Linked DNA regions of Homo sapiens: region 2 is linked to region 1. The links are chromatin loops, found by intact Hi-C in ENCODE. Cell type or tissue: GM12878. All regions are shown on one strand. Each heading gives the region's core, and the rest is flanking DNA. Links, peaks and the distances in the headings are about the cores only.

The links. Peaks named below come from ENCODE experiments on the same cell type or tissue, not always from the same donor. Only the 100,000 strongest peaks of a DNase experiment are listed, where the experiment ranks them.
Region 2: a loop joins it to region 1, with 4 times the contacts of the local background. A loop is called at or near these places in 73 of 110 quality-filtered maps.

Annotation. Positions count from the first base shown.
Region 1 is chr6:150,885,062-150,900,429 of GRCh38, forward strand. It overlaps MTHFD1L (methylenetetrahydrofolate dehydrogenase (NADP+ dependent) 1 like), which reads left to right. Exons shown (of 28, transcript NM_015440.5): 6 at 573-673; 7 at 2,784-2,920. Among named protein-coding and RNA genes, the nearest start is that of MTHFD1L, 27 kb to the left of the region's middle. In GM12878, for the core only: a CTCF peak has its summit at 7,033 (motif pointing right); DNase peaks (open chromatin) are centred at 3,252, 7,060 and 10,200; H3K4me3 peaks cover 473 bases; H3K27ac peaks cover 1,650 bases.
Region 2 is chr6:151,007,308-151,022,675 of GRCh38, forward strand. It overlaps MTHFD1L (methylenetetrahydrofolate dehydrogenase (NADP+ dependent) 1 like), which reads left to right. Exons shown (of 28, transcript NM_015440.5): 21 at 2,512-2,651; 22 at 6,472-6,513; 23 at 7,573-7,673; 24 at 8,209-8,386. Among named protein-coding and RNA genes, the nearest start is that of MIR12131, 88 kb to the right of the region's middle. RefSeq lists enhancers at 1,649-2,387, 2,388-3,124. In GM12878, for the core only: a CTCF peak has its summit at 7,214 (motif pointing right); no DNase peak of the experiment used is centred there.

The DNA.
Region 1 (15,368 bases), core at 2,992-10,991:
TCCTGGTATATTGGCAGAACCGGAACACCCAATGTCAGGGCCAGGGTGAAGTTTCCTAAGGTACTGCCTTAGAATTTTCTAAGACCTTTATTGAATGGCCTTTATTGCCTGCTTTCTCTTTAATTCATTTTTTATGGGTTTTTTTTTTTTTTTGAGATGGAGTCTCGCTCTGTTGCCCAGGCTGGAGTGCAGTGGCATGATCTCAACTCACTGCAACCTCTGCCTCCCAGGTTCAAGCGATCCTCCTGCCTCAGCCCCCTAGTAGCTGGGATTACAGGCACGTGCCATCACGCCCAGCTACCTTTTGTATTTTTAGTGGAGTTGAGGTTTCGCCATGTTGGCCAGGCTAGTCTCGAGCTCCTGACCTCATGTGATCCACCCGCCTCAGCCTCCCAAAATGCTGGGATTACAGGCGTGAGCCACCATGCCTGGTCCTCTTTAATTCATTTTTATGTATTCTGTCTATCAAACATTGACTTGGATGTTATTTGGGGTTAATATATGTACATTACACGTGAGTGATTTTTTTGGCTGGGCTTTGACTTAACCTACTTCTTTATTTTCTGATTCAGAGTAACAGACATAAACCTGGGGAAGCTGGTGCGAGGGGATGCCCATGAATGTTTTGTTTCACCTGTTGCCAAAGCTGTAATTGAACTTCTTGAAAAATCAGGTAGGATGCTCCTTGAGAAATGCCGCTGATTTCTATTTATTGGTATTTACATTATTTTTAATAAGGATTTGTTTGGGGAAGAATTAAAAATTTTTTTAAATTATTATTCTGATATCCTTTTAGGATGTTTCTAGAAGATTCTAATTGAACATAGAAGTGATATTTCACGTTGACTTTTTTTATTTTTCTCATCTTTTGGGAGATACAGATGAATACCTAGAAACTTTTTCTAGTAAGACCATCTTATAAATTAAAAGAGAAATTAGTAGAGATAAACGATTAGCCCTGTTTTAAACATGCTCAATTTCTCTCATGAAACAGTCAAAATAACCACAGTAAAATATGCTTCCAGTTTCAGCTTACTAAATCTATCAATATGTAGCCTTAGATAAGACTTACGTTGAAGACTTAAATGAGGCCAGGCACAGCGGCTCATGCCTATAATCTCAGTGCTAGGCGAGGCCAAGGCCAGAGGATCACTTCAGGCCAGGAGTTCGAGACCAGCCTGGGCAAACATACTGAGACCTTGTCTCTACAAAAAAAATTTAAAAATTAGCTGGGTATGGTGGTGTGCACGTGTAGTCCCAGCTATGCTGGAGGCTCAGGCGGGAAGATCGCTTGAGCCCAGGAGTTTGAGGTTACAGTGAGCTGTGATTGCACCACTGCACTCTAGCCTGGGCAATATAGCAAGACCCTGCCTCAAAAAAAAAAAAAAAAAAAAAAAGAGAAGAAGAAGAAGCCGGTAGATGTAGTTTAGGGCACAGGAGCCTAGGTTGGGATTTATTGGTGAGCAGCTTGCTTTTCAGTAGTCAGGACTTAATTTCCATTGTTGTCCCCTTGACTTGGCGTTTTTATGTCAGTGAAATAGAAATGAATATTTTCTCTTTCTTCATTATTAAGTTTAATGAGTAAATTACTACCAAGTATTTATATATTTAAGGGCTTTCTGAGAACATAAAGATTCAACTAATTGGGCCGGCACAGTAGCTCACACCTGTAATCCCAGCACTTTGTGGAGCCAAGATGGGAGGATTGCTTGAGCCCAGGAGTTTGAGACCAGCTTGGGGAACATAGGGAGACTCCATCTCTACCAAAAAAAATTTTTTTTTTAATTAGCCAGGTGTGGTGACTTGTGCCTGTAGTCCCGGCTACTTGGGAGGCTGAGGTAGGAGAATGGCTGGAGCCTGGGAGGTCAAGGCTTCAGTGAGCTGTGATCACACCGCAGCATTCCATCCTGGGCAACAAGCAAGATCCTATCTGAAAAAAAAAAAAAAAGAAAAGAAAAAATTCAACGAACTAAATCTTTTTCTCTACTCCAGTTTGAATAGAAATGAAGCAAATGCCCCTCCCTACCCCTGAACATCCAACAATCAAAGAAAAATTTCAAAAATATATGGCAAAGTTTTATTAAAAGGTTAACATTCAGGATATATATGCTTTTTGGACAGTAATATTAAGCTCAAATCTATGAAATAATCCATATATACAGTGCTTTTTCATTACGTGGATTATCAAGATGAAGATTCTGAGCCACTTCATTAGAAAGTACTCAAAGAAAAGAGTAAATTAGGCTGGTGAGTTATAGTTACATATTGTGGAAAGAAATTCAGCAACAGGAATTGGAACCAAAAGGGTTTGAATAGAGAATTTTTGTTGATTACAACACCCCACTCCTAGTTCCTAGTCATTGTAGGTTGGTGCTGAGAAAGTTCAAGTTTTAAAAGGGTTTTTTGTTGTTGTTGAGACATTCTTGCTCTGTTGCCCAGGCTGGAGTGCAGTGGCGTGATCTTGGCTCACTGCAACCTCTGCCTCCCAGGTTCAAGTGATTTTCCTGCCTCAGCCTTCTAAGTAGCTGGGATTATAGGCATGTGCCATGACGCCTGGCTAATTTTCTATATTTTTAGTGGAGGCGGGGTTTTACCATGTTGGCCAGGCTGATCTTGAACTCGTGACCTGAAGTGATCCGCCTGCCTCAGCCTCCCAAAGTGCTGGAATTATAGGCATGAGCCACCACACCCAGCCTAAAAGGGTCTTTTTTTCTTAAGATAAAGTTCTTAAAGGAAGGATCTGAAGTTTTGAGTATAATATTGAATTTTCATTTGGTTAGTAGGTGTCAACCTAGATGGAAAGAAGATTTTGGTAGTGGGGGCCCATGGGTCTTTGGAAGCTGCTCTACAATGCCTGTTCCAGAGAAAAGGGTCCATGACAATGAGCATCCAGTGGAAAACACGCCAGCTTCAAAGCAAGGTAAATTTCATGTTAGAAACATACATCTTGAAGGCTTCTGTTAGAACAGAAGAAAGTCTAGAAATGTATAAGCTAAGTGCTTAATTCAAGAAATTAGAGGAAGAAAATTGAATAGACCCATATCCATTAAAGACATTGAATGAGTCTACTCACCAGACAAACAAACAAGAAAAGGCAACAGGTGGTTTTACAAATGAGCTCTATCAAACAAAGAACAGATCATTCTAATACAATCCTTTTCTCCAGCAAATGGAAAAAGAAGGAACGTGGCCTAACAGACTTTATGAGTGCCAAAACCAAAGAAGGGTAACATGCTAAAGGAAAATTAACAGGCCAGTTTCAGCTATGAATATAAATGAAATAATCGTGAGCGAAATCTGAGAACACCAAATACAGCAGGAAGTAGGGTTTATTTTAGGATTTCCAGGTGATTGAACATGAGAAAGTCTGTCACTGTAATTCACCACATTGTGATTAAAAACTAAATTCTCACCATAGTAAGTACAGAACAGTCATTTGGTAAATCTAATATGCATTATGACCTTTTGAAAGTAATTATAATTTTGATGAAAATTATTAAGAAGACCCATATAAAAGCAGAGGTATCATCTTCATGGAGAAGATGCAATATCTTAAAGATACTAATTGTCTGCAAATTTTGTAGAATTTGACAGTCTGATTCTGAAATCCAAATGGAAGCATAAAGGACAAAGAGAGTCAAGACAATTTTGTGGAAAAACTAGGTGGGAGACATTCCCAGCCACACAGTGTGAATTATTATGCACTTACAGTAATTAGGATAATATGGTAGACAAACAGACGATCGGAACAGAAGAAAGTGGAAATTTATGCATATATGGAAGCTTGAGAGCAGGTACCACAGATCAGTGGGGAAAAGATTAACTATTAAAGGCCGGGCGTGGTGGCTCATGCCTGTAATCCCAGCACTCTGGGAGGCTGAGGCGGGCAAATCACTTGAGCTCAGGAGTTTCAGACCAGCCTGGCCAATATGGTGAAACACCGTCTCTACTAAAAATACAAAAAAATTAGCCGGGCGTGTCGGCGCAAGCCTGTAATCCCAGCTACTCGGGAAGCTGAGGCAGGAGAATCGCTTGAACCCGGGAGGCAGGGGTTGCAGTGAGCCGCGATCGTGCCACTGCACTCCAGCCTGCGCGACAGAGTGAGACTCCGTCTCAAAAAAAAAAGCTAAAACATTAACTATTAAAAATGGTGCTGACTTAACTAGTTATGTATATGAGTCTAGCATAGGATTACTAACCTGCCACTACATATAAAAATCACTTCTATATTAAAATACCTAAATGTGGAAAGCAAAACTGTAAAACTTATAGAAAAAAATATAGGCGTATGCATTTAAGAGGTTGGCGTTGGAAGGATAGCTTAAGAGACCCCAAAAGCACAGATTGCTAAAGAAAAGGTATATAAATCTGACTGCATCCAAATTTTTAAAAACCCCAAAGTTTTTCTTTCTGAAAAGAAGTTCTTAAAAAAGTGAAAAGACAGCTATAGTGTAGAAGATATTTACAACAAACATTTAGCCAATAATTAGTGTCTTATAAAAGATTCCTACAAATCAGTGAGACAAAGACAATCTGTTAGAAAAATGGACACATGACAGACCACTAACAGGTGAGGAACCCGAGGTTTAAAAGACACGTGAAAAGCTGTCTGGTTTCCTGCTGTTTTTGCTCACCAGTCATATTGGCAGTAGGTAAAAAGTGCCAGTTAGCCATATTGACAAATGTCTGGAGCTATGGGAATTCATATATTGCTGGCGGGAGTTTAAATTTGAAATAGGCATTTCGGAAAGCAGTTTAATGGAGTTTGAGCTACTCTTTGACCCAGGAATTTCACTCTAAATATATATGATATGGCCAGGCATGATAGCTCACCCCTGTAATTCCAGCACTTTGGGAGGCTGAGGCAGGCAGACCACCTGAGGTTGGGGTTTCAAGACCAGCCCGACCAACATGGAGAAACCCCATCTCTACTAAAAATATAAAATTAGCTGGATGTGGTGGCACATGCCTGTAATCCCAGCTATTCAGGAGGCTGAGGCAGGAGAATTGCTTGAACCCGGGAGGCAGAGGTTGCGGTGAGCCGAGATCACACCATTGTACTCCAGCCTGGGCAACAAGAACGAAACTCCGTCTCAAAAAAATAATAATAAAAAGTGTATATATATGTGTGTGTGTATATATATATATAATAGACAAAACTTGCCCATATATATACAAAGGTGTGTTTACAAATGGTCAGAGCAGCATGTTTATAGTGCAAAAAGTTTTGTTTGTTTGTTTAAGACAGAGGGGCAGTGGTGGTTCTGTGGGTCTTGGCCCCTTTCTGCTGTCAGGGCTGAGTTGGCTCCATGAGTTGGTGAAAGCGGTATCTAGCCAGGTTCAAGGGAGACAGGGGCAGGATTTCGCCTTCACTGATGGGCAGGCCAGCGGTCCCCTGTGGAACGGTGACTATTGAATATTGAGAGGACAGTATCCCTCCCTGAGCATCTTCTGGAGCTTGATGACCACTAGGGAATGTATCTGAGTCACGCGCACCAAATATGTTACCGGTGGCAGCTATTCGAGTTATCCCGAGTTCGTGCTGGTGTATCCGTACAGTTCTGCAGCAACTTCAGCTCTTGCCTCCTCGGAAGAAAGAATTGGACTGAGGGCCATAAGGCAGAAGGAGAGACTGAGGCAAGTTTCAGAGCAGGACGGAAAGTCTAGCAAAAAGCTCTAGAACAGTAAGGAAAGGAAAGAAGGAAAGTATAACTTGGAAGAGAGCCAAGCAGGCGACTTGAAAAACCAAGTGCACTGCAACAAGTATTTAAACAGTGATCTAAATGCCCATCAGGGTGAAAGGATAAATCAGTATAGTTGCATGTAGAGTATGCATAGTCATAGTTCATAAAACAATGATATACAAGCAGTGAAAATTAATAAACTAGAGCTGTAGATAGCAACATGTTTTCTTGTTTTGTTTTTTGTTTGTTTGTTTTTTTGAGACGAAGTCTCCCTCTATCCCCCAGGCTGCAGTGCAGTGGCGCGAACTCGGCTCACTGCAACCTCTGTCTCCTGGGTTCAAGTGATTCTTCTGCCTCAGCCTCCTGAGTAGCTGGGACTACAGGTGTGCGCCACCATGCCCAGCTAATTTTTGTATTTTTAGTAGAGACAGGGTTTCACCATGTTGGCCAGGCTGGTCTGGAACTCCTGACCTCAGGTGATCCGCCCACCTCGACCTCCCAAAATGCTGAGATTACAGGCATGAGCTACCGCGCCCGGGCTGGAAGAATTTTTTAAAACACTGTTCAGTGAACAAAAACCCAAGTTGCAGAAGGATGTATTTCATACAACACCATTTATATGTGTCTGAAAGCAACACAACATATATATATATATGTAATCTAATACATACATACATATAATATGTATTACATATAATCCTTATATATATATAGAATCTTAATATATATATTTAGGTCAGGACATTTAGATCACTGTTTAATATATATATTAGGATTATATATAATATATATTATATTATTATGTATTAATTATATAATCCTTATATATATATTAGGATTCCATGCAAATGAAGTAAAAATATAAAGAAATAATGCAAACTACGAACCAAATCCGAAAAGCATTTATTGAGGCAAGGATGTGGATATAGATGGAAAGGAAACCTAGACACCTTCATGCCTTTTTTCTTAAACTGGGCAATAGGTGTTGTCTAGGTATGTTAGGTTATTGTTTTCCATTTCTATGTCTGAAATGATTGTTTTTCATTTTAAAAAATGATGGTACAGCTCACAGATCTAAAGCAAAGTGAAGTTTTAAATGAATGCATTAAGTACAATCAGTAACTACAGAATGTGATCTAAAAATACATGTTCCTCATGTTGCAGGGTGAGAATGGAAATGAGGAGTAAATTGTAATCGTGCCAGGGAAGCCAGGTGTCTCAGCAGATTTGGAATCTTTGCATGGCAGGTGGATCCAATTTATGTAATGCTTGGGTTAAGACAGCTCAGGAAGGCAGCCTTGCAATGAAACGTGAACCTGTGTGCGTTTTTAGCAGTCACCACATGGTGGCAGCCTATCCAAGAAAATTCAAGGGCAATAGTTTGCACTTGAGAGCCCAGAAATTTTGATTTGGAAGCTCAGTGGAAGAGGAAAATAAACCGTGCCCTGCACTGAACAGCTGTGGTGAAGAGAGAAAATACCTTCCTTGGCAATTGAATGTTTTCGCAGCTGTCACAGATACTTTTGCTAGTTGTATCTATATTTTTGAAAAACAAAGACATTTTTCAAAGTACTTTTTTATTACGGGAATAAATCACCTTGTCTCTGTACTTTGGGATGAATCTCATCTGAACTTTGAGAACGATTAAGTGGCTTCACTTTCTGGAGAATCTGGTCATTGGGTAACATTCTTGTTTTCATATGGACCAGAAGGTTCTCTTTCATAGTTGATGTTGCACACACGTTTTTTTCCCTAAGTCCTTGGTATTTATAGTGGCACCATTGCGAATGTTAGAGGCTATCAACTTTCATTCTTATTATTGCTTCATCTTTGTAGCCAAAAATATGGGAAGAAATGTTCATAGCCCCGCCCCATACTTGTCCCCCTCTACCTGGCCTACCTACCTACGTCAGGCTCCTGTCCCACCACAAATGACAGCCTGTGTCTTTCATGTTAGCAGCTAGTCTTTCACTAGCCACATACTTCCCCGTAACCCATATGCCTCCCTGTGTCTGCCTGACGTTTGAATTGTCACTATTCTGTTGTTGTATTTTTACAAGAAGAATGTATGGGGCAGAAAACCCTTGCCATTCATTTCCTGAGTAGGAATTCTAGCCTTCCTTGGAGTCGTGGTAATATGGAGACATGGTAATATGTGGATTGTACCACTCAATGGCTGTCTGGAGGCCACAGTGGTGCAAAAAGCCACCTAGGCATGGGTTAGTGTCCTGGGGCACCCAATCAGGACAGGACACCTGGCACACCCTTGGAAAAGCTTCACTGTGAAAAACACTGGAAGTAAAAATTTTAACAACAGATAGGGATTTTTTTCCCCTTGAGACAGAGGCTCACTCTGTTACCCAGGCTGGAGTGCAGTGGCGCGATCTCGGCTCACTAAAGCCTCTGCCTCATGGGTTCAAGAGATTCTCATGCCTCAGCCACCTGAGTAGCTGGGATTACAGGCGAGCACCACCATGCCTGGCTAATTTTTATATTTTTAGTAGAGATGGAGTTTCGCCATGTTGGCCAGGCTGGTCTCGAACTCCTGACCTCAAGTGATCCACCCACATGGCCCTCTCAAAGTGCTGGAATTAGAGGCCTGAGTCACTGTGCCTGGCCCACATGGGGATTTTTGTTGCCCAGCTTAATCAACCAAGAATAAAAGTGCATTTTAAGATTATAATCTATTTAACTTCTCCTTATTGGCAATGGTAAAAGAGTTAAGGAAAAAAGAGAATAAGCTTAGGATTATGGCTACTAAGTAGAAGGACGTTATCTTTGACGGGCATTTCTGTTGTGCTTATTTGTACCTGACATGGAACAAGACCCCCCCATCCCCTCAACACATACCTGCTGTGGGACATCTGGCTAGAGATTTCCAAAGCTGAGGGTGAAAGGTTTGGGCATCGGTGTGACTGTGTAACACTAGAGTTCTATCTACCATCTCTTAAACTACAGGTAGTCTTACCGGTGTGGGCTGACCTTCCGGTTATCAGGCAGCCTGCTGCAACCACTAGAAACTGCCTTTGAAGGTTTCCAGTCCGGCACAACATTTGTGTTCTCATTAAACAGTAGAGCATAGGCTTTGGGGACACACAGCTCTGGGCTCAAGCCTTAGCTGTTGCTGCTCTGAGCCTGTTCCCTCGCGTAGAAAGGCAATCATAATACTCCCTACTTTATGGGGCAGTTGTGGGAATGGAATTAAATGCTAATGTGGGCCGGGTGCAGTGGTTCACGCCTGTAATCCCAGCACTTTGGGAGGCTGAGGAGGGCAGATTGCTTGAGCCCAGGAGTTTGAGACCAGCCTGGCAACATGGCGAAACTCCATCTCTAAAAAAGTACAAAAATTAGCCAGGCGTGGTGGCTGTAGTCCCAGGTACTTTGGAGGCTGAGGTGGGATGATCACCTGAATCTGGGGAGGTCGAGGTTGCAGTGAGCTGAGATTGCACCACCGCACTGCAACCTGGAGTGCAGGCTGGAGGAAGAGAAATATATGGGTCAATTAGGCAAATCACTCAGATCGTAAGTAGATATACTAGTAAAATAGCGTGACTTAGGGTCCTTCACTGGAAGCCTGGTATTAATGCTTCCATTGTGTGGGTGGGGGAAGGAGAGAGTGTCTCCAGCTCTCTGTCTGTGAGGTCTCCCAGCCGAATATTGGCCAAGGGAGTGAAACCAGAAGCAAGACTACCATGAGACAACGTTCCAGAGAAAGGAGGGACTAACCAGAGCAGGTGCCCAGCTTTGGCCAGTCAGGCTCATCTTCCAGTCCTCAGTAGATTATTATCAACTTTAAGTGATGTCACAGACTCCCTTCCTCCAAAGCTGTGGACCTCTTCCTTCCCATGCCTCTTGTTACTTGGAAGTCACTCTACTTCCAAACATGTCGGCTGGAGATCCCTGATGGGCCAGTTACTACTTTCAGGCTCTGTAGGTTTAAAGAATGGTTATATCCAGTTAGTTACAAATAGAAATCGATCCTTTCTCTGTCCGTCTGTCTAAACGGAAGGATATTCTGTGGACGCTGATTAGGTATAAAATCTCCACGGAGCCTGAGCATGAAGAATTGACCTTCTTAGGGTTCCACAGAAACCAGAATAGACTTCTGTGTTTGGTAGCTTTGTAACTTACGCCCGTTGAGGTGTACGGTTGAAAATTGAGAATAAATTTCCTGTTCTGTTTCTGAGCATCTTTTCCAGGCTTGGAGATGCGTTGAGCATTTCCACGGAGACCCTAGAGGTGGGGAGGGGAAGAACGCCTGGGCATTTGTCCAAATTAGCCATATGCTGTGGAGTGTCACATGTCAGGAAGCCAAGGCACTGGAGCTAGTGTTTTTGGGCAGGGCTAGGGAACCCCCCGCCTTTCCTCCACCCAAACGCAGGCCCCCACACCCAGCGTCCTGGGCCCTGCAGGGGAATGACACTGTTGGTTTCACTCTCAGGAATGAGCCTAGATTTGGAGGTAACCTCTTCCTGACCCCGATGATTTCACTCTGATGCCAAAACCAGTCTGAAGTGGGTGTGGTTTTGCATTTGGTGTTTACAAGGTGGAGTGGTGCCCTCTGCACGGAAGGGAGAGGTGGGCAGGTACGGCAGGGCCCTGCTCCCTCGGGAGTCTCCTCTGAACCTGTGGTTAGGGCACAGCTGGACAATGCTGAAATGGTCTCCAGCTGGGAGATGAGGTAAACCTCAGCTGCATGCCGAAGAAATAACCTAGAAATCAGAGAACCGTTTTATTTTGTTTTTCTCAGAGGATCTCATTTCTCCCTCTCCTCCTGAGCACAGAGACCCTCAAAACTGGTATTCACAGAAGGAAAAAATATAGGTCTTTCACCTTTGAAGGATCAAAGTGTCTAGGGTTTTTTGTGGTTTTTTTTTTTTTTTTTTGAACAAAGCTGAACTATTACAAAGTCCTTTTCAGTTTAAATTTAGTGCATGGCATGGCTCATGAAAGACTTTTAAAAGTGAATTGGAAAATTCTAAATGTACTTGTATTATACATGTGAAAGGATGACTTCTTAAAAAAAGAATAATGTCTGTCCCAAACGGGAGAAGGAAGGAACTCTAGCTTTTAAACTGCACTACATTAGTGAGTTACATGACAATTCTCCTTTTAACAGGATGGAATGCACTTAAAGCAGTAATGTGCTATGGTGACAGTAATGACAGACAATGTTAATTGACAGAATGGCTACTCTGAACCAGGCACTGTCTTGTACTCCTGTTATCTCAGTGGTCTTCACACTTATTCTGTTAGGCAGGACTGTCATCCTCCCCACATTACAGATGAGGAAACTGACTGAGGCTTAGAGAGGAGACTTTGCAAAGATCATGTGATTAAAAAATGGTAGAGGTGGCAAAACAGCCTGTGTTTTTAACACTGTCCCATGTCAGCTCTTATTCCAGATCATCACATAAAGTCTAATCTCTAATCTTGAAAACCGAAAAGCACCTGCCACCTCAGATAAGAGAGACCAAGACCCTAGACATTCGACTTGTGTTGAATTCACTCTTATTTTGTTTTGATGTTTGTAATCCCAGAGCCATACTTGTTAATGAGCTGAAGTAGAGTGAATGCTGTCCCCTCCCTGAGGCCTGGGGCTCATCATCAGCTCTCCAGGCTCCCCTTTCAGAGGGGATGGTGAGCACCTTCGGAGAGGGCAGGGATGGACACACAAGACAGCCTCAGTTATGTGAGTTCATCCCCTCCCCTGCCTGCTGTGGGTGAGATGGAGAAAAAAGCACTGGACCCTCCTGGGCATCACAGCCTTGTACTTAGCGAGTGGCTGAGGTCATCAGTAGCCCAGGTCATCAGTAGTGTGGAATTAAGTGCACTGAATAGTGTTGGCCCCTGAGCTTTGTTTGACAGATTTAGGGGGTCAGCTCACCACTTTCCCCTCTTGCTTCTGTCTGATCATTGCTCTGTTTGTTAATACCAAGGAAGAAAGTGAATAGAACTTTTTAGAGAGCCAAAAAAACTTTATTAGACTTTATGCCATTCATTATACTTAGCAGTGTTGAGGGAAGGATTTGTGAGACGATATATTCAAACTAATGGGCATGAGACCAAGAAGGGGCTGTGTGGCGGGCGCGGTGGCTCACACCTGTAACCCCAGCACTTTGGGAGGCCGAGGCAGGTGGATCATGAGGTCAGGAATCGAGACCATCCTGGCTAACACGGTGAAACCCTGTCTCTACTAAAAAAAAAAATACAAAAACAAAATTAGCAGGGTGTGGTGGCAGGCACCTGAAGTCTCTGCTACTCGGGAGGCTGAGGCAGAAGAATAGCATGAACCCGGGAGGTGGAGCTTGCAGTGAGCCGAGATCGCGCCACTGCACTCCAGCCTGGGCAATAGAGTGAGACTCCATCTAAAAAAAAGCCGGTTGGGGTGGGGGCATGTAATTAACAGACTGATTGGTCTTAGGTGGCTCAGAATTTAAGCTGAGAAATTAAGATTGAGAAGAAATGATGTATTGTCGTTATATCAAATATGTGAGTAAAAACATAATTAAAACACCATCTATCTCCAGTTTTCCCAACATTACCTCCCTTTTATGATGCCCTTCCTGTACCTTATTAGGCAAAATATTCTAATTTCAGTCTCATTGGATTATGTTCTAAATGTTTGAAGGTTGGTCTGAACATGGAATGTATTTTCTCATAGATATAATAGTATAAATGGTGTTAGGGTCATGGGATTGCGAAGCCAGTTCCACTGCAGTAGAATCATATTGACTTGCTTTCCGATTTTTCTGTGGGAAACTTCATCTGGAGCTTTAATGCACTTCTTAGCTGTGGGGTAAGTTTCAGCCTCCATGACGCTTGTGTTACTTTGTAGTCACCTGTGGCCAACCACAAATAAATCTTTGTGGTCATCAGGGGCCAGTGAAGTGTATACTGCACAAAAGAGAGCCTACCCCAATTCTGGAAGAAGGGCTGCAGGCCTGTGTCCCACAAAGAACAGGCAGGAAGCATCACCTTCAGCCCACTGGCAGCAGGTCATCTCCCATTTGCTTTTCTGCACTATCAGCAGAGTCTGGCTTCCTTTTCCACCCCCTCTCCAATGTGAATGCTTTTTAAGGTCGTGGAATTAGAATTTAAAAAAAAAATTTTTTTGAGACAGAGTTTTGCTCTTCTCGCCCAGGCTGGAGTGCAATGGTGCAATCTCAGCTCACCGCAGTCTCCGCCTCCCAGGTTCAAATGATTCTCCTGCCTCAGCCTCCTGAGTAGCTGGGATTACAAGCATGCGCCACCACGCCCAGCTAATTTTGTATTTTTAGTAGGGACAGAGTTTCTCCATGTTGGTCAGGCTGGTCTCGAACTCCTGACCTCAGGTGATCCACCCACCTCGGCCTCCCAAAGTGCAGGGATTACAGGCATGAGCCACCGCGCCTGGCCAGTATTAGAATCTTTTAATGGGAACGTCTTAAACATAACCTATAACAATGAAGCACCTTATAAGTGTGTGGAGATTTCCTTTTCATGGCTTTTCATATATGCCTCGCACTCACCCAGCAACCCTGCAAACTGGATGTTATACTCACCAGAGAGCCTTGACCCTGATTGTCACTGGCAAGGAGCAGTGTCTGGACTTGAACGCAGGTCGCAGGACTCCACTCATGGTGCTCTCCCCACTGCACCTCAATTCCTCACTTTTCAAAGGAGGCAGCGGAAGCCTGGAGAGTTTCTCAAAGGAAACGGAATGCAGAAATCTGTCTGTGTGCAATGTGAGGCTCAGAACTGAAAACCATAAATGTCAGGAAATGCAAAGCAGAATTTTCCCCTGCAACGGCAGTTTGCATGAATATGAAGACGCTGTATGGATGAAAGTTTGTGGCTGCAGCATGAGCATAAATCCTCGGGGCTGCTGTTCGTCTAGGAGCCTGACTTGCCTGGTGTTGCCCTGAGAACTGCAACTTGAGCATTTCCTTAATTTTGTACTAAAGGAACCAAAATGAGGTATTTTGGTTCTAAGTCTTTGTCATGTGAAGGAAGCTTCCTGTTACCACCCCCCATCTACATACACATTCTCTTTCTTAGCCCCACGTTTGAATTTTATGTTTTTCCTAAAGTATAGGGAAGATTATTATTATTATTATTATTTTCTTTTTCAGACGGAGTCTCGTTCTGTCACCAGGCTGGAGTGCAGGCGCGTGATCTAGGCTCACTGCAAGCTCTGCCTCCCAGGTTGAAGTGATTCTCCTGTGAAAGGGAATTATTTTTGATGAGTCATTAAAGTATATCCATTCCCAGAATGGTGCTGCATTTTTCCTTTTATCATCTGTCATGACTTTTTTAAGTGTGAAGCTTACTTCCAGAGGAATTGTCTTTTCTAGCATTTTGGACACAACTAAATATCTTTGATATTTTCTTCTCATATGTTGAGCAGTAAATTAAGTTGAATGGTGAAGTCAGAGGTGAACTTAGGAACATTTAGAAAAAGGAAGGTCATTTATTATTTTTCAGGGGAAAAGTTTGGTAGAAAAATGCTGTAATCCTAATTCCCAGATGTCCATTTGGCTTGTAGTCATTTTGATTTATGAAATAATCATAAGAAATGTCTTCAAATTTTAAAAGCCAATAATTTGTTCTACTAATCACAGATGAGAGTAGAAATAAAAGAAACACACCCAATTCCTGAAAGGAAAAAAATTCTCCCAGGATGAGATCACTGGGTGGACGTGAAGTGGGTAAAATACCTTTTGCTGCAATTGTCATCCCCTTATCTTGCCAAAGTACGACAACATCTGAATGAAGATGGTTTGATGTTCTTAGTTTAGAGTAGTTATACTATTATTTTAACATTCCTATTTAATGATATGTTTTAATACTGCAGGGGAAAGGTAGATACAGATTCATAGCTACAAAGCAATACTCTTATGATCAATGTTCATTTAATTTCAAATACAAAGTTAGACATTCAGAGTTAAAAAAAATTAATGCATAGGCTGGGTGCAGTGGCTCACGCCTGTAATCCCAGCACTTTGGGAGGCCGAGGCAGGCGGATCATGAGGTCAGGAGTGTGAGACCAGCCTGACCAACATGGGGAAACTCCATCTCTACTAAAAATACAAAAATTAGCTGGGTGTGGTGGCATGCGCCTGTAATCCTAGCTACTCAGGAGGCTGAGACAGGAGAATCGTTGAACCCAGGAGGCAGAGGTTGCAGCGAGCTGAGATTGCACCACTGCACTCCAGCCTGGGCCACAGAGTGAGATTCCATCTCAAAAAAAAATAGATATATATATATTTTTTATATTATATTATATATTATATATTTATATTTTTATATATATAAATGAATAAACAAGGCATCTGCTTATGAAACAGTCTGCCTGAATGAAATCTCCATTTGCAGGCAACACAGTCTACAGTAATGGCAGGACTGTATTAGGCATGGTTCCTAATGCCCATTTCTGTAGCAAAGTCACCAGTAGTTCCTAATTGCCAAAAGTGAGTCACCGGTAGTTCCTAATTGCCAAAAGTGTATTTTTTGCTTTTATCTTGCTTGACCACAGCTGTCATATAAACCTGTTGGCCACACCCTTTTCCCTTAGCCTGAATGAAAATGCCCCTTCCTGCCCTTCGTAGCTCCTGAGCCACCAGGACATGGTGGTCTCCATCATCTGTTCGTTATCTCTAACCATTTAAGATTAGTGCTCCCCAAGGATGTCTGTTAACCTGC
Region 2 (15,368 bases), core at 3,282-11,281, 120 kb after region 1:
CTTCCCTGCAGGGCTTCAGGGTAGTGACCCTAAGAGTGAGCTTCTACCAGTGAGAAAAACGCCTGGATGGAGCAGGAATTCCCACAAATGCTTAGGAATTCAATATGATTTTTAGCAAGTGGGAGAATTATCCTTTTGGTTACAAAGATGTGAACTATTTTTGTGAGTTCTCAGTATGCACCAAGAAAAACCCCAGTGACTCAGTAATGTACCTGTGCCGTCTCACTTAACCCTTCCAACAAGGAACTTGCCAAGGTGCACAGCTGGGAGGGATCCGGGGTCCCGTCCGTGTGCTAACCTGCAGGACAGCGCCGCATAATCCAGTACTGGGGCCTTATTGTCCAGCCTTCCACCTCCAGGAGCCCACTCAGTGATGACTTTTGACAAAAGTCACCCGGATTATCCCTCTTTTGGGGTCCATGATGCCACCAACGGCTAAAGTTAACAAATGCATTACCAGGAGGTACCACTGAGGTAAGGATTGTTACTGTAAGTGATTTTCTCTGATTTTGACCACTACAAGTAAAATCACAAGATTTGTCCCAAATACTATATAAAGAGGAATGTCTTTTATTTCTCGAAATTGTTCTGCCACTTTGTTTGTTCAAATAACACATAATAAAGGATAAATGGCTTGTAGCTATATTTATCCAAATTGAACATTTTTGATGTAATTTTTTTAATTTGTCAAAAGCATATCAATGGTCATAAAAATTTTTTATGTCCTCTGGCCCTATTACCTTACCCTTGGGAATTTATTCCAAGAACGTAATTTGAAAGAGATTAAAGCACATAGGCACAAATATTTTCAGTGCAGTATTGTTTATATTGGAAACAACCCAAATGTTCAGTAACAGGGGGAACAATTTTGTAAATCTTGCTACAGCAACTTAACAAAATTATAAGCTGCCACTTATAATTGTAAATTTTGAAAGTTTGTAGCACAGCAAGGAAACTGATCATGTTAAATGTTTCTGATATCTTAGTTAATTTTTCTCCCGCCAGTTCCGATCGGTGTCCTGGTCATACCGTCAGCATATAAGTATGTATTTCATAAACATTTACTTTGTATTAACTCAGTAGTATTCCCTTCCTAGAGTGGTTTGCTTCCCAGATTGTAATGGACAATCATCTCACCTGGGGATCTTGTAACAATGTGATTCTGATTCTGTAAACTTTGTGGGGAGCCCAAGATTCCACATGTCTTAGAGGCTCTCAGATACTGCTGATGCTGTTGATCACGAATCACGCATTGAGCAGCAAGGTCCTAGAGCTCTTTGTGTATGAAGAAGATACTACTGACCCAGTGCCTCGCTATCTTGAAAGGCAGCTGTGACCTTTCTAGCAACTGAGGGGGTGGGGACTAGAAACGAGTGTTTTCTGGTGTTTCTCTAATAAAGCTGCTGTCTTGTATCCAGATTGACCATCAGTATCCTTATGCCCTTCAACTAACTTGAAATTTGTCAGTTAACAGAAATTACTGGGTGGCACTAAAATAAATTATTCTTAATATAAAGGGTAAGAAAGGGTCGGGTGTGGTGGCTCATGCCTGTAATCCCAGCACTTTGGGAGGCCAAGGTGGGCAGATCACCTGAGATCAGGACTTTGAGACCAGCCTGGCCAACATGGCAAAAACCCGTCTCTACTAACAATAAAAAAAAAAAATTAGCCGGGTGTGGTGGTGGGTTCCTGTAATCCCAGCTACTTGGGAAGCTGAGGCAGGAGAATCGCTTGAACCCGGGAGGCGGAGGTTGCAGTGAGCTGAGATTGTGCCATTGCACTCCAGCCTGGGGGACAAGAGCGAAACTCCATCTCAAAAAAAAAAAAAAAAAAAAGAGTAAGAAAGGATCTTCCATTGTAATCATACTATCATTGCCTTTTGAAACAATTTGGAACCTGATTACAAAGTTGAAAATCCCCATCTGTATGAAGAAAAGCTTCACTGGCTGGTCACCTTGGCTCAACGCCTGTAATCCCAGCACTTTGTGAGGCTGAGGCGGGTGGATCACAAGGTCAGGAGTTTGAGACCAGTCTGGCCAACATGGTGAAACCCCATCTCTACTAAAAATACAAAAATAAAAAATTAGCCAGGTGTGGTGGCAAACACCTGTAGCTACTCAGGAGGCTGAGTCAGGAGAATCGCTTGTGCCCGGGAGGCAGAGGTTGCAGTGAGCCGAGATCATGCCGCTGTACTCCAGCCTGTGCGACAGGGCAAGACACCATCTCCAAAAAAAAAAGCTTCACTGTGAGTTATGATATGGGAAGAAAAGTCTTGGCCTGGCCACCACAAGGAATCCCTCAGGCCTGGCGGTGGGAAGCAGAGGAGGGCGCAGTCTCTTTAGGGCAGAAAGTGAAGAACATTTCTATGACAATGGGGAAATCAGTTCACCTTTGTGTTGGTAAACAAAAGGAATGTAAGCTGTCCTTTGAGCTCGAATCATAGTGGTGATTGCCAAAACCTACCTTTGTTTTTAGAAGATAATAGCACATATTCCACTTGCTTCCCCACAGTGACCGAAGCTGGCTTTGGTGCTGACATCGGAATGGAGAAATTCTTCAACATCAAGTGCCGAGCTTCCGGCTTGGTGCCCAACGTGGTTGTGTTAGTGGCAACGGTGCGAGCTCTGAAGATGCATGGAGGCGGGCCAAGTGTAAGTGCCCACACCGCCTTCCTAATACCAAAGAAATTTCATTATGTTAAAACAGAATTGAGCATTTGAAAAATTCCTGCCCATTTAATGACTATAGTTTTCTAGAGTATTTTTCTTAAAACTTTTTTTTTCCTGTAGACCTCCCTCGTGGACATCTAAAACGTTTTTTGTTTTGTGTTGTTTTTTGTTTTTTCCCAACACCACCATAGGGCACTTTGAGTTTAGTAAGTTCGAGTAAACAGTAACACCCACAGTTCTTTCTAAACAATATTTTGGAAAGGAGCATAATGCAACCACTTTTTAGTCTCAAGCTTCACATCTGATACTCAGGCCAAGATTGTATAACCATATGGTAATGGGAGGTTAGAGGCTCTTGTCCCTGAACGAAGAACAAGAGGATTAGAGTGAGTTCTTTGATGACAGAGATTTTTCATTGTTTGTACAGATAGTTTTTCGGTTCACTGATGCTGCAACTCATCAGATTTCATCTAAAACTATTTTCCTTCTCTTTCTGTTTATTATGATTTCTCCTCACAACTCTGTTATAATACTGGATTGTTTCTAAGAGCTTTGCTTGGAAAACACAAATTCGATTTTAACTTCTTTAAAGACTTTTTATATTTACCTATCCTAATATATATAGAAATTACAGACATTATAAAGGAAATATATTCCTTTCCACAGAAAACCTGTGCATAGATTTTTGGGGGTTTTTTTGTTGTTGTTTGCTTGTTTGTTGTTTTTTTGTTTCATTTTTAGGAATTTCCAAGTGGAGAATAAGACATTTTATACTGATTAATCATTTTGAAATAAAATAAAATTTCTCTATCATAATATTCACATATGAGACGAACTGCCAAATCTGATTTCTTAATTGGTATACTGTACTGTGTATGTGACAAAAGTCATATATTCAATGATTATTGCATAGTCAAAACAAGTAGCAGGTTTGCCATCATGAAACGCTGTAAAGCAATTCTTTCTCCTGGGAGAGGTGGACATGATTTTTATACCATTTTACAGATAAGGAAGCTGAGTTTTGATAGGCTTAGGGAATATGGACAATGTCAGCAGGCCAGCAGAGAGCCGAGAACTTCAGATCTAAATCTCCTACTATGTCCACCATGCAGAGCTGGATGTTAATGAAGGGCAGAAGTTTTCTAAATCCAAATCCACTCCTAATACCCGACACTTAAGCACTTCATTTTTGCCTAAAGCTTCATCATCATTTCAAATGCAAGAATGATATAATACAGATTAAAAGTAGTAAATCATAAAGAATTCTGACTTCACTCAAAACACCCCTTGTTGCTACAGTCCTTCCTGGATTTTAGACATTGAATCTGTATAACAACTTCTATTTTTAAAAACTACTTCCGCCCATGTAGGATGCATTTGGAATTCTCCCTCCCTGCCCTGCCACCCTGAAAATTATAGAAAGGGCTTAGAGATTGTCTGATCTCATTCAGTCTTTATAAAGAGAAAATCTCTGAGGCACAGGGAGACGCAGTGACTTGAGTGGTGTCACACATCTATTTCAGGGACTGATCAGATCTACAGTCCTGGTCTCTTGACATCAGTCCCATAGTTTTCCAGACTCTGGTCTCTGTCCTGTAAAAATTCTCTACATGGTTTACAATCCTATTTCATTCATCTTAACATATGTGCTCTGTTATTCAGTGGTTGCACTTTCGTGCCACATTAATCCTTTGTGTCTCTTCCACTGCTGCTTAATGTCATGGTTCTCAGCCAGTGATCATGGTAACATGGAACAGGGTTAGTAGGCACAGATATGGGTGGAGGATAAGAAAAGGTGGGGACCAGCCAGGCGTGGTGGCTCATGCCTGTAATCCCAGCACTTTGGAGGCTGAGGCAGGTGGATCACCTGAGGAGTTCAAGACCAGTGGTGGCGGGCGCCTGTAATTCCCACTACTCAGGAGGCTGAGGCAAGAGAATCGCTTGAACTTGGGAGGCAGAGGTTGCAGTGATCTGAGATTGCACCATTGCACTCCAGCCTGGGTGACAAGAACAAAAGTCCATCTCAACAACAACAACAACAACAAAAAAAAAAAAAAAAAAAAAAAAAAAAAAAACCAGCAGGGACCAGGAAGCCCTGTGAAGCTAGGCATCCCTCTCCTGGGCTCCAGTAGTACCTTCTGCCTCACATTGTTTCATGAATGCCTTGTTCTGTGTCTCCCTATGTAATTCTCAATTCCTTGAGTTTAGGGACTGTGTCTTATTAATTGGTATGGTCCAAGTGTCTGGCATGGTCTATATGCAGGGAGTGTTTTCAATAATGGCAAGATAAATGAACTTTCATCCTCTTAATCCTCTATTCCATAGTGCTCATCTCGGTGTCCTTCCTTCATATTGAATAGCTCTGTATTTTTGAACCATGATTATTCATTTCTACTTCTGTTTTCTTTTTTCTTTTTTGCTACAAATACTGCGCTGGGATCGACTTCCTTTTGATCATTACACAAATAACCATGGCTGCCTCTTATGTTTATTCAGCTTGTTTTTTTTCCATAATTTGTACAGTGGAAAATCTTGTGGCCCTTGAATTTGCCCATTTTAAATTTGCCCTCAGTCATTTTAAACTCACATCCTGTCCCCCAGAGTGCTCGGCCATTCCCAGTGCAATCCAATAACTAATATTGTGCTATGCTTTGGGATCCACAGATTCTTTCACAATTAGATCTTTAAACTAACCATTGTATGAATCAGCATTCTTCACACATAGAACCAATAAGGATGTGTGTATATATAGAGAAAGATATTTATTGTAAGGAATTGGGTCACATGATTACAGAAGCTGGCAAGTCCAAAATCTGCACTGTGGGCTGGCAAGCTGAAGACCCAGGAGAGGCAGTGGTGCTAATGCAGTCTGAAGGCAGCAGTCTGCTGGAGAATTCTCCTGCTCTCAGGGGAGGCCAGTCTTTTTGTTGTACTCAAAAAGGCCTTTGACTGGTCAGTTGAGACCCACCCACATTATGTAGGACAACTTGCCTACTCAGAGGCTGCTGATTTCCATATCAATTTCATCATAGACACCCTCACAGAAACACGCAAAATAATGTTTGAACAAATACTGGACACCCTATGGCCCCAGCAAAGTTGACACATAAGATTAACCACAAGGCCAGGCACAGTGTTTCACCCTGTAATGCCAGCACTTTGAGAGGCCGAGGTGGGAGGACTGCTTGAGCCCAAGAGTTCGAGACCAGCCTGGGGAAGATAGCAAGACCTCGTCTCTACAAAATAATAAAAAATTATCTGGGTGTGGTGGTACACACCTGTATTCCTAGCTACTGGGGAGGCTGAGGCAGGAGGATCACTTGAGCCCAGGAGTTTGAGACCGCAGTGAGCTGTGATTGTGCCACTGCCCTCCAGCCTGGACAACAGAACTTTATGGCAATTACCGTAAAATGATTTCGAATGGTGATGTACTCTGTATAAATCAAGTATTAAACATATTATTAGTTTTATGTTCTAATTTGAACCAATGTTTGAGAAGTTTCATACTGTTCCATTGGCTCAAATTAGAATCATCCAGGGAGATTTTAAACATTACTGATCCCAGGTTCCCCTCCCAGAACTTCTGCTTTCATTGGTCTGGGTGGAGCCCAGGGATCAGTGTTTTCTAAAAGCTTCCCGCAGGAGTTTAGGTTTAGCCAGTGCTGCCAGCTACTGTTTTAAAAGCACAAAACATAGAGGTACATTTCTAAAAATTGAATGTGATTATGTTGTTCTTTCTTTCAGATCGGTTGTGTAAGCATTTTTATAGGATTATTCTTCATGTTTTCTCTCCTTATTTCAGGTAACGGCTGGTGTTCCTCTTAAGAAAGAATATACAGAGGAGGTAAGAGGAGCTGTTTAGATGCTTATGTGAAGAATCTCTTAAATCCAGTGACTCGTTGGCTTTCAGTGAATGAGCCCTCCTTCAGTGGCCTCTTAGAAAAGTGCTGTTCTGTCCGGGCGCAGTGACTCACACCTGTAATTTCAGCACTTTGGGAGGCCAAGGCGACCGGATCACATGAGGCCAGGAGTTCAAGACCAGCCAGGCAAAACCCATGGCCAACATGGCAAAACCTCATCTCTACTAAAAATACAAAAATTAGCTGGGCATGGTGGCTCACGCCTGTAGTCCCAGCATGAGAATCGCTTGAACCTGGGAGGCAGAGGTTGCAGTGAGCTGCGATCGCACCACTGTACTCCAGCCTGGACGACAGAGTGAGACTCTGTCTCAAAAAAAAGAAAAGAAAAGTGCCGTTCTAAGAATCCGAGAGGAAATGGATGGGATGAAAGGATAAAATTCATTCAGTTAACTCTTAAATATCAAGAAAAGATGGATATAGGCTTTGTCTACTATTGTGTACTCCCAGGGTAGCCATCAGAGCAGGAACTCAAGGTCTCCAGGTCAGAAACAAATATGAAGCTTACACTTCTGTATTCTTTTGTCATGGAAGGTCTATATACAGTTGGCTTTATGATTTACAGGAGTGGCTTACTCTTTTCTGTAAATAGACTTTGATTTGCTGGCAGCAGTACCTCTTAGCTCCTACAGGTGGCGCCAGGGATCTGAGCCAGGAATACCTGGTCAGAGCTCCTCACCCACCTGGGGCCTTGTGCCTGTCAGGCCTCAACCTGCAGAGCATGGGCGCATTGCATAGACCCTGCAGCCTGTCCTCAGCAGGGTGAGCTGCCAGGCTTCAGACCCACCCATATGCCATTGGATCCAGAATCATTTTAGAAATTATTTTGAAGACGAACCTCTTTATTCTTGCAGCCATCTTTCTTGGAGGAAAAAGTGAAAAAAGATGTAGCAAATCCTGCCAGAGAGGTGCTGGCAGTTTAGCTTGGCAGGTTTGGTGGGAGACAATACACAGGGGTCTGGGTTTTGCTTTTTTCTTTTTTACAGAACATCCAGCTGGTGGCAGACGGCTGCTGTAACCTCCAGAAGCAAATTCAGATCACTCAGCTCTTTGGGGTTCCCGTTGTGGTGGCTCTGAATGTCTTCAAGTAAGTCCAGCCTCCTCCTTTAAATGTGGGCATTATCACTAGGCCACCCTGTGAACGATATTTGTGTCTTGGGGTATTTGGTCTTTCTGTGCTTCATCTAAAAGTATACAGAAATACCCAGTTCTTTCTGTTTGTTTATTTGGTTTGGTTTCATTTTAGCAAATGTGTTCTCACAATGTTATTAAGGAAGTGAAATTTATATATAGTGAGTTACTATCTCCTTGGCTTTTTTTTTTTTTTTTTTTTTTAATTCTACCCAGCATTTTTGTCTGAAACAAACTGTGAATGATCAAAGGGATATGTTATGGAATTTTCTTGATAACACCCTTAACGACTTGAAATATTTGAGTCACTTTAGAGAGGACTTTTTTTTTCCATGCTTTAAGTCTGATTTATTTAAACACGATGTGACCACTTTTGATGTTTAAAATGTATTCAGTGTTAGGGAGCGAAGTTCTGTATAAATGGTGAGTCTTTCTTTGAAAACATAGCTAAATGGATACAGATGCAAAACCACAAACATTTTCTTCACTAGGACCGACACCCGCGCTGAGATTGACTTGGTGTGTGAGCTTGCAAAGCGGGCTGGTGCCTTTGATGCAGTCCCCTGCTATCACTGGTCCGTTGGTGGAAAAGGATCGGTGGACTTGGCTCGGGCTGTGAGAGAGGCTGCGAGTAAAAGAAGCCGATTCCAGTTCCTGTATGATGTTCAGGTAAGATCTAGTAAAAACAATGGCTCACATTTCTTACACCTTAGCATGGGTTGTCCCATTCTGTTGTCACCACAACCCTACAGATAAGAAAACTAAAGATAGAAGAGTTTAGGCCCGGTGCAGTGGCTCACGCCTGTAATCCCAACACTTTGGGAGGCTAGGGCGGGCAGATCACTTGAGGTCAGGAGTTCGAGACCAGCCTGGCCAACATAGAGAAACCCCATCTCTACTAAAAATACAAAAATTAGGTGGGCATGGTGGCGTGCACCTATAGTCCCAGCTACTCGGGAGGCTGAGGTGGGAGAATTGCTTGAACCCAGGAGGTGGAGGCTGCAGTGAGCCAAGATCGAGATCACACCACTGCACTCCAGCCTGGGCGACAGAGTGAGACCCTGTCTCAAACAAACAAACAAAAAGGTAGAAGAGTTTAAGCCATATGACAAAGTCACATTTCCAAGTACAGACCCTAGCTCCTTGTCCCAAAGCCTGTGCTTTTGAAGACTCCCAAATCGCAGTCCTAAGTGAGGAGGTACTTTAGCGAACAGGATTTGACAGCTGACGCTTTCAGGAGTTGCACAGGAACAAGAGCAATTTCGTGAGGATTGGGAAACCATGGGAGGTATTTTCCTTGTTCATTTCTCTTTTTTTTTTTTGAGACAGTCTCTGTTGCTCAGGCTGGAGTACAGTGGTGCAATCTCGGCTTACTGCAACCTCTGCCTCCCAGGTTCAAGCACTTCTCTGCCTCAGCCTCCTGACTAGCTGGGATTACAGGCACCTGCCAACACGTCTGGCTAAGTTTTTGTATTTTTAGTAGAGACGGGGTTTCACCATCTTGGGCAGGCTGGTCTCAAACTCCTGATCTCATGGTTCACCCACCTCGGCCTCCCAAAGTGCTGGGATTATAGGCATGAGCCACCACACCTGGCCTCTGCTTGTTCATTTCTGTTATGGTTCTTTTCTCTTGTGGTTTTATTGAACTATGTCTAGTGTATGTGTGTGTATATATACATACATAATATATTTATTTATTTTCATTGTGGTAAATATATATATAACAAAATTTACTATCTTAGCCTTTTTTTTTTTTTTTTTTTTTTGAGACAGAGCCTTGCTCTGTTGCCCAGGCTGGAGTGCAATGGCGTGATCTCGGCTCACTGCAACCTCCACCTCCCGGGTTCAAGCAATTCTTCTGCCTCAGCCTCCCAAGTAGCTGGGACTACAGGCGCAAGCAAGCGTGCCTGGCTAATTTCTTTTTTATTTTAGTAGAGTCGGGGTTTCACCGTGTTGCCCGGGCTGGTCTCGAACTCCTGAGCTCCGGCAGTCCACCCGCCTCGGCCTCCCAGAGTGCTAGGGTTGCAGGCGTGAGCCACCACACCTGGCCCATCTTAACCATTTTTAAGTGCACGTCAGTAGTGTTAAGTACATTCACATTGTCATGCAGCCAATCTCCAGAACGCTTTTCATCTTGCAAAACTGAAACTGTACCCACTGAACAACTCCCCATGCCCCTCCCTACAGTCCCTGCCAGCTACCATTCTCCTTCATTTCCATGAATGTAACAACTCCAGGGACCTCATGTAAGTAGCATCATACTGTGGCTGGCTTATTTCACTTAGCATAATGTGCGTGCATGTTGTAGAGTGTCAGAATTTCCCTTCTTTTTTTTTTTTGAGATGGAGTTTCGCTTTTGTTGCCCGGGCTGGAGTGCAGAGGCACCATCTCAGCTCACCGCAACCTTCTGCTCTCGGGTTCAAGCAATTCTCCTGCCTCAGGCTCCCGAGTAGCTGGGATTACAGGCGTGCACCACCACGCCCAGCTAATTTTTGTATTTTTAGCAGAGACAGGGTTTCACCATGTTCGTCAGGCTGGTCTCAAACTCCTGACCTTGTGATCCACCCACCTCGGCTTCCCAAAGTGCTGGGATTACAGGTGTGAGCCACCGCGCCCGGCCAGAATTTCCTTTATTTTTCGGGCTGAATACGCTCCCATTCTTTGGATATCCCACATTTTGTTTCTTTGTCCATCTGTGGATGGACACTTGAGCTCCCCCTCACAGCTATTGTAAGTAATGCTGTATGAGCATGCGTGTTTATGGCATATGGCATATGTACAAGTATCCCTTCAAGACCGTGTTTTCTTTTTTTTTTTTTTTTTTTTTTGAGACGGAGTCTTGCTCTGTCGCCCAGGCTGGAGTGCAGTGGCGCAATCTCGGCTCACTGCAAGCTCCGCCTCCCGGGTTCATGCCATGTTTTCAATTCTTTTGGAAATGTATTCCCAGAAGTGGGATTGCTGGGTCCTCTAGGATATTTTTAAGCACATGTCGATGGTTCAGTCAGAAGACCTGAGCTTCCCAGGGCTCACTCTCCTCCTCAGATCGTCTGTCTTTGCACCCGTCTGACATCTCCATTCTGAATTTTGTGGTTCCGATTCTGGCTGATGGATTTGTCTTCAGGGGTAGTGCATGATTGTGGAGTGCCCAGGCTTCAAGCTGATTGCTGCTTCTCCTGTTCCTTCATCCCTCACATATTCTATTGTTGAGTCACTCAGATGTCACAGACACTCTTCTTTCCTGTTCAGTGGCATAAATCAATAGCATAAGTGAAGAAGAAATCCGTGAAGCAAGAGCTTAGCAGCGTTGTTGATAAGCCTGGAGTCACAGTGGTGAGAGAACGGGGCTGATGTATTAATATTTAATATTACCACAGCTCTCGCTTTTAAGGAGTTGTTTGTGAGCTGGGTATATGGGCGCTTTGCACATGTTCACCTCTTTGGTCCTAACATCCCTCTTAGGTGGAAACTGGTGATATCTTCCCATTTTACAGACAAGAAAACTAAAGCACGAAGAGACTAAGTCAACTGCTCAGTGTCCCATAGCTAGGAAGAGGCAGAGCTGGGAGAAAGAATATCCAGATGGTTGAGGTCATCACCCTGCTCTGTTCTTCAGAGCTAAGTACTGTGCTCAAAAGTGTGTGTGTATTGGAGGTCTGGGGGGAGACATAGTTAAAGGGGACAGTGACTGAGTGACCCCCCTGAAGAGAAAGGGTGACAGTGATGGGCATAGGCACAGATTCCATGCCACACAGGGGACATCATCGCTGGCACGCAGTCAGTGTTTACGGAAGGAAGGACACAGGGAATTAATTGGAGGCTAGCTCATAAAAGGTTTTTCATTTTTATGAGGCCATTTTGTGAATGAGGAACTAGAATATTCTGGACTACAGAGGCGGTAGAGATCAATTGAGGGAGAAGATTTTGGATGAGTGAAAAGAAAAATGTTCCAGTTGGAAGCTTTGAGTTCTCAGACCTAGAGGTGTTCAGCGCAAAATAGATGTAGCCCTGCTGTGGGCAAGTCAGAGGCATTGAAGCCAACTCAGATGGCAGGTGGCCAAGGAGACCCTGGGTTCCTGTTCTTTGGTCCTGGGTAAGGCTTGCCAGGGTACCTACAACCCTTGGCACATGCCAGAGCCTTTCTACATAAACCACTGTAGGGAGAGTCACCCCCAGATCCTGCTGTGAGTGTGCCTCTGATCATGCCATCTGATCATGCCATCTTGCCGTCTGATCATGAACCACCCCACTCTGCATAGCAAAGGCAGTTATTTTCATGAATGATTTCACAAAGTGCGGCTCTTTTCAAGGAAAACATCCCAGGTGAAAAAGAGGTCAGTAATCAGAAGAAATGCTTCTGAGTTATGCTGTCTCAGACATGCACTAACCCTAACATGAACCCTTTTCCTTTCCACTGATATTTCAATTTTTTTTTCTGAATTCCCATTCTTCATGCAGATAATGCTGCTAAAATGTCAGCTCTCTTCTGAAAGGAGGAAAATGTTTAATAATAATGTGGTCTAAAGTCCTCTATTGATAGGCGACCTCAAGGCCAGGATCCCTGCCTCCTTTGCCAACACACTTCTCGCTTTTCTTGTAACAGAAATTCGATTTGAGCTGCATAATTGTTTGTTAGATAATCAGCCTCCCAGCCTACTGCAGCATGACAGTTCATGAAAAGAGCTGCTGCTGCTGCTGGCTCTCTTTGTACTGTCTGCCTGTTAGCTGTGTTCCTCACACCAGCAAGATTTAGATCATCTAAGACCATTTACAGTCTTGTCTTGTCACCATGTAAAAATCTGAATTCATTGGTGCAGTCAGTAATAGAGCTCAAGCCTTCTTTGCCCCGGATTTCTTGCATTGATTGGTGCTGGTAAAACTTTAGTAACTTAAGTAATGGTTTTCTGGAAGCCCTTTTTACCTCCCCTACAACCCCACACCCTCACAACCAACCCTTGGGTGCTGGGCAGTGAGAAAGATATGGCATTGCTCTATAGGAGAAAGAAGTTATAAATGCTTTGCATATGACACTCTCCCACCTTTGCTTCTCAAAGCAAACTGGGTTTCTGTGTGCCCCTTGGTGTCTCCCCAGACTTTATATCCCCAAGAATGTATTCAGTACAAGACTAATGGCATCTTGTGTGCTATTCTTTCTCCACCCCAGTCTTGTGGAAGGAAAACACCGGAGATGATTTAGGGTAATGGGAAATAGTGCTAGAGCCCAGGGCATGACTGCATTTGAATGTGAAGTAGAAATTGTCTCGGAACCCCACTGGAGAGTGATTCAGCTGGAGAGAGTGGGGCACCTGGCTCTCAGAGGCACTGTGCGGCCAGACAGCAGTGTGCTGGACTTCCTAATGGCGAGCTCACAGGTTAAGTGAGAAACAGGCTGCACTTCTGACTTGGGAGTCTCTGCTGAACTTTATAGAAAACTGACTTCAGCAGCAACTGCTGTCTAGAGAACAATTTGGCATCTCTTTTTGCCAGAGTAACTTCTAACTCAAGAGTAGGCAACTTTTAATTATGGTACCGGATGGAGGCAGCAATGAATAATTTAGAATAAAGATTGAAAAATATGGAATAAGGTGTAGTAGACTAATTGCTCAGAAGAAGTTTTATTGTGTGAAAATGAATGTGTTTAAACTTGAAATACAGAGGATCATTTCCTCTCTACCCTTGAGGGTGATTGCAGTCCCTTTTAAGAAGCTGTTAAAAGTCCCCCTCAAGATCATCTTCTCTTTGAATTTTCCTTTCTAATGTGACTTTTGACAATTATATCTTTATCGTTCACTAAGAGAATATCTCCATGTCTGCAGGGATGCAGGGAAATATGATGGCTGAAAGAAACGCTAATCTACATGCGCACTTTATTAGCTAAGAAATCCCTCCTCCATACGTTCTTCCAGGCATGCCTCCGCACATCCCATCTGCTATGTGGGCTCAACTCTGCATTATAGATGGGAAGGTGATGGACTTGTCCATAAGAAATGGACGCTTGATAGGAGAAGGAACATATTACATAGAGCTAACAGGCTAAAGCTTTGGGATCATGCAAATTAAGTTTAAACCTTGAGTAGGCCTCCTACTGTGGACACAATTTGGGGAAGCTGACTAATCTCTCGAGCCTCAGCATCCTCATTTGTACAATGGTGTCTGACAGTGACACCAACTTCACCAAGTTGCTGTGAGACCCAAATGAAATGCCCCAGAGTAAAATGCTGGAACATAGAAAGCAGGCAATGAAGGCCAGGAGTGGTGGCTCTCGCCTGTAATCCCAGCACCTTGGGAGGCTGAGGCAGGTGGATCACCTGAGGCCAGGAGTTCGAGACCAGCCTGGGAAACATGGTGAAACCCCATCTCTACTAAAAATACAAAAACTAGACAGGTGTGGTGTCACGCACCTGTAGTCCCAGCTACTCGGGAGGCTGAGGCAGGAGAATCGCTTGAACCTGGGAGGTAGAGGTTGCAGTGAGCTGAGATCACACCACTGCACTCCAGCCTGGGCAACAGAGTTAGACTCTGTCTCAAAAAGAAAAAAATGGAGGAAAGTAGTCAATCAATGCTGGTTCTTCCTCCTGTCATGTTCACTTGGAAAGAGAGTGGGCCTCCTGAATTCACCTTCAAGAATTCTCCTGTAACTCAAGGTAACTTTGTCAAACTCCAAGATTGGTTTATTTTGCTCTGGGTTAAAACCAGGAATTAGAAGTCAAGTCTCCTAAAGCACTACTGAACTAAACCAAGACACTGACGTTTTTCCTTCTCCGTGAGAATTGGGAGCCCTTAGTGATATCATAAAACATCAGTCATTTTTGCAAAGAAGGAGGTATGACCCGGAGAAGTCAGCTTGACATTCAGTCGGAATATTGTTTGTTAAATGAGGAGTTAAGGTTGAAAATCATCTCTGTATCCTTCCTCTAGCCTTGCAAACATTTTAAGGTGTAGCCTTGACAGCAAGACAGGATAGTGTTTGTTTTTATTAAAAGGTCTTTCCTGTTCCTTGCGTGAAGCCATTCTCTTGATCCCAGTGGGGGCTGGATGAAGGAAGAGCAAAACAAACCACGAAGACAGCCTGGAGCCGCAGCCAGCTCTGCTGACTTCTGAACTTCACGCTCTCACTGCCCAGATGGCCAGGGGTGTTTCCTCCTCTGCTGGTCTTTTTTAAGGCAGGATGTTTGTTGTTATTGTTGTTGTTTTTCTGGTTGGTTCTTAAGAAATTATTTTCTACATCTTGAAAATGCCAGCTGGAACCTACACCAGTTGTTGGTGGGGTGTGAGAACTATCCTTTACATGGACTTGGAGCATTTGCAACTAGAGCCTCCACATTGAAATAAACATTTAAAAATGCATATCTATGGATATACAGTGGGGGATCTTCCATTGTGGTAAAAATATGTATAACATACAATTTCCCCTTTAATCGCTTTTACATGTATAGTCTGTGGCATTAAGTACATTCACATTGTACATACAGGGTTTAATTAATAGGATCTTAAAACTTAAAAGGGTATTGATGCACATCTCTGTTGCCTTTTACATTTCACAGTAATTAGAAGGGAAAAAACACACTCTAGGTTGAAAGGCTGTCCTTTCTTTTGGTTGTCCTTGTCCCTGGAAAAGCTGTCTTCCCCCTCAGGGCCTTTGACCTCCCCCGGC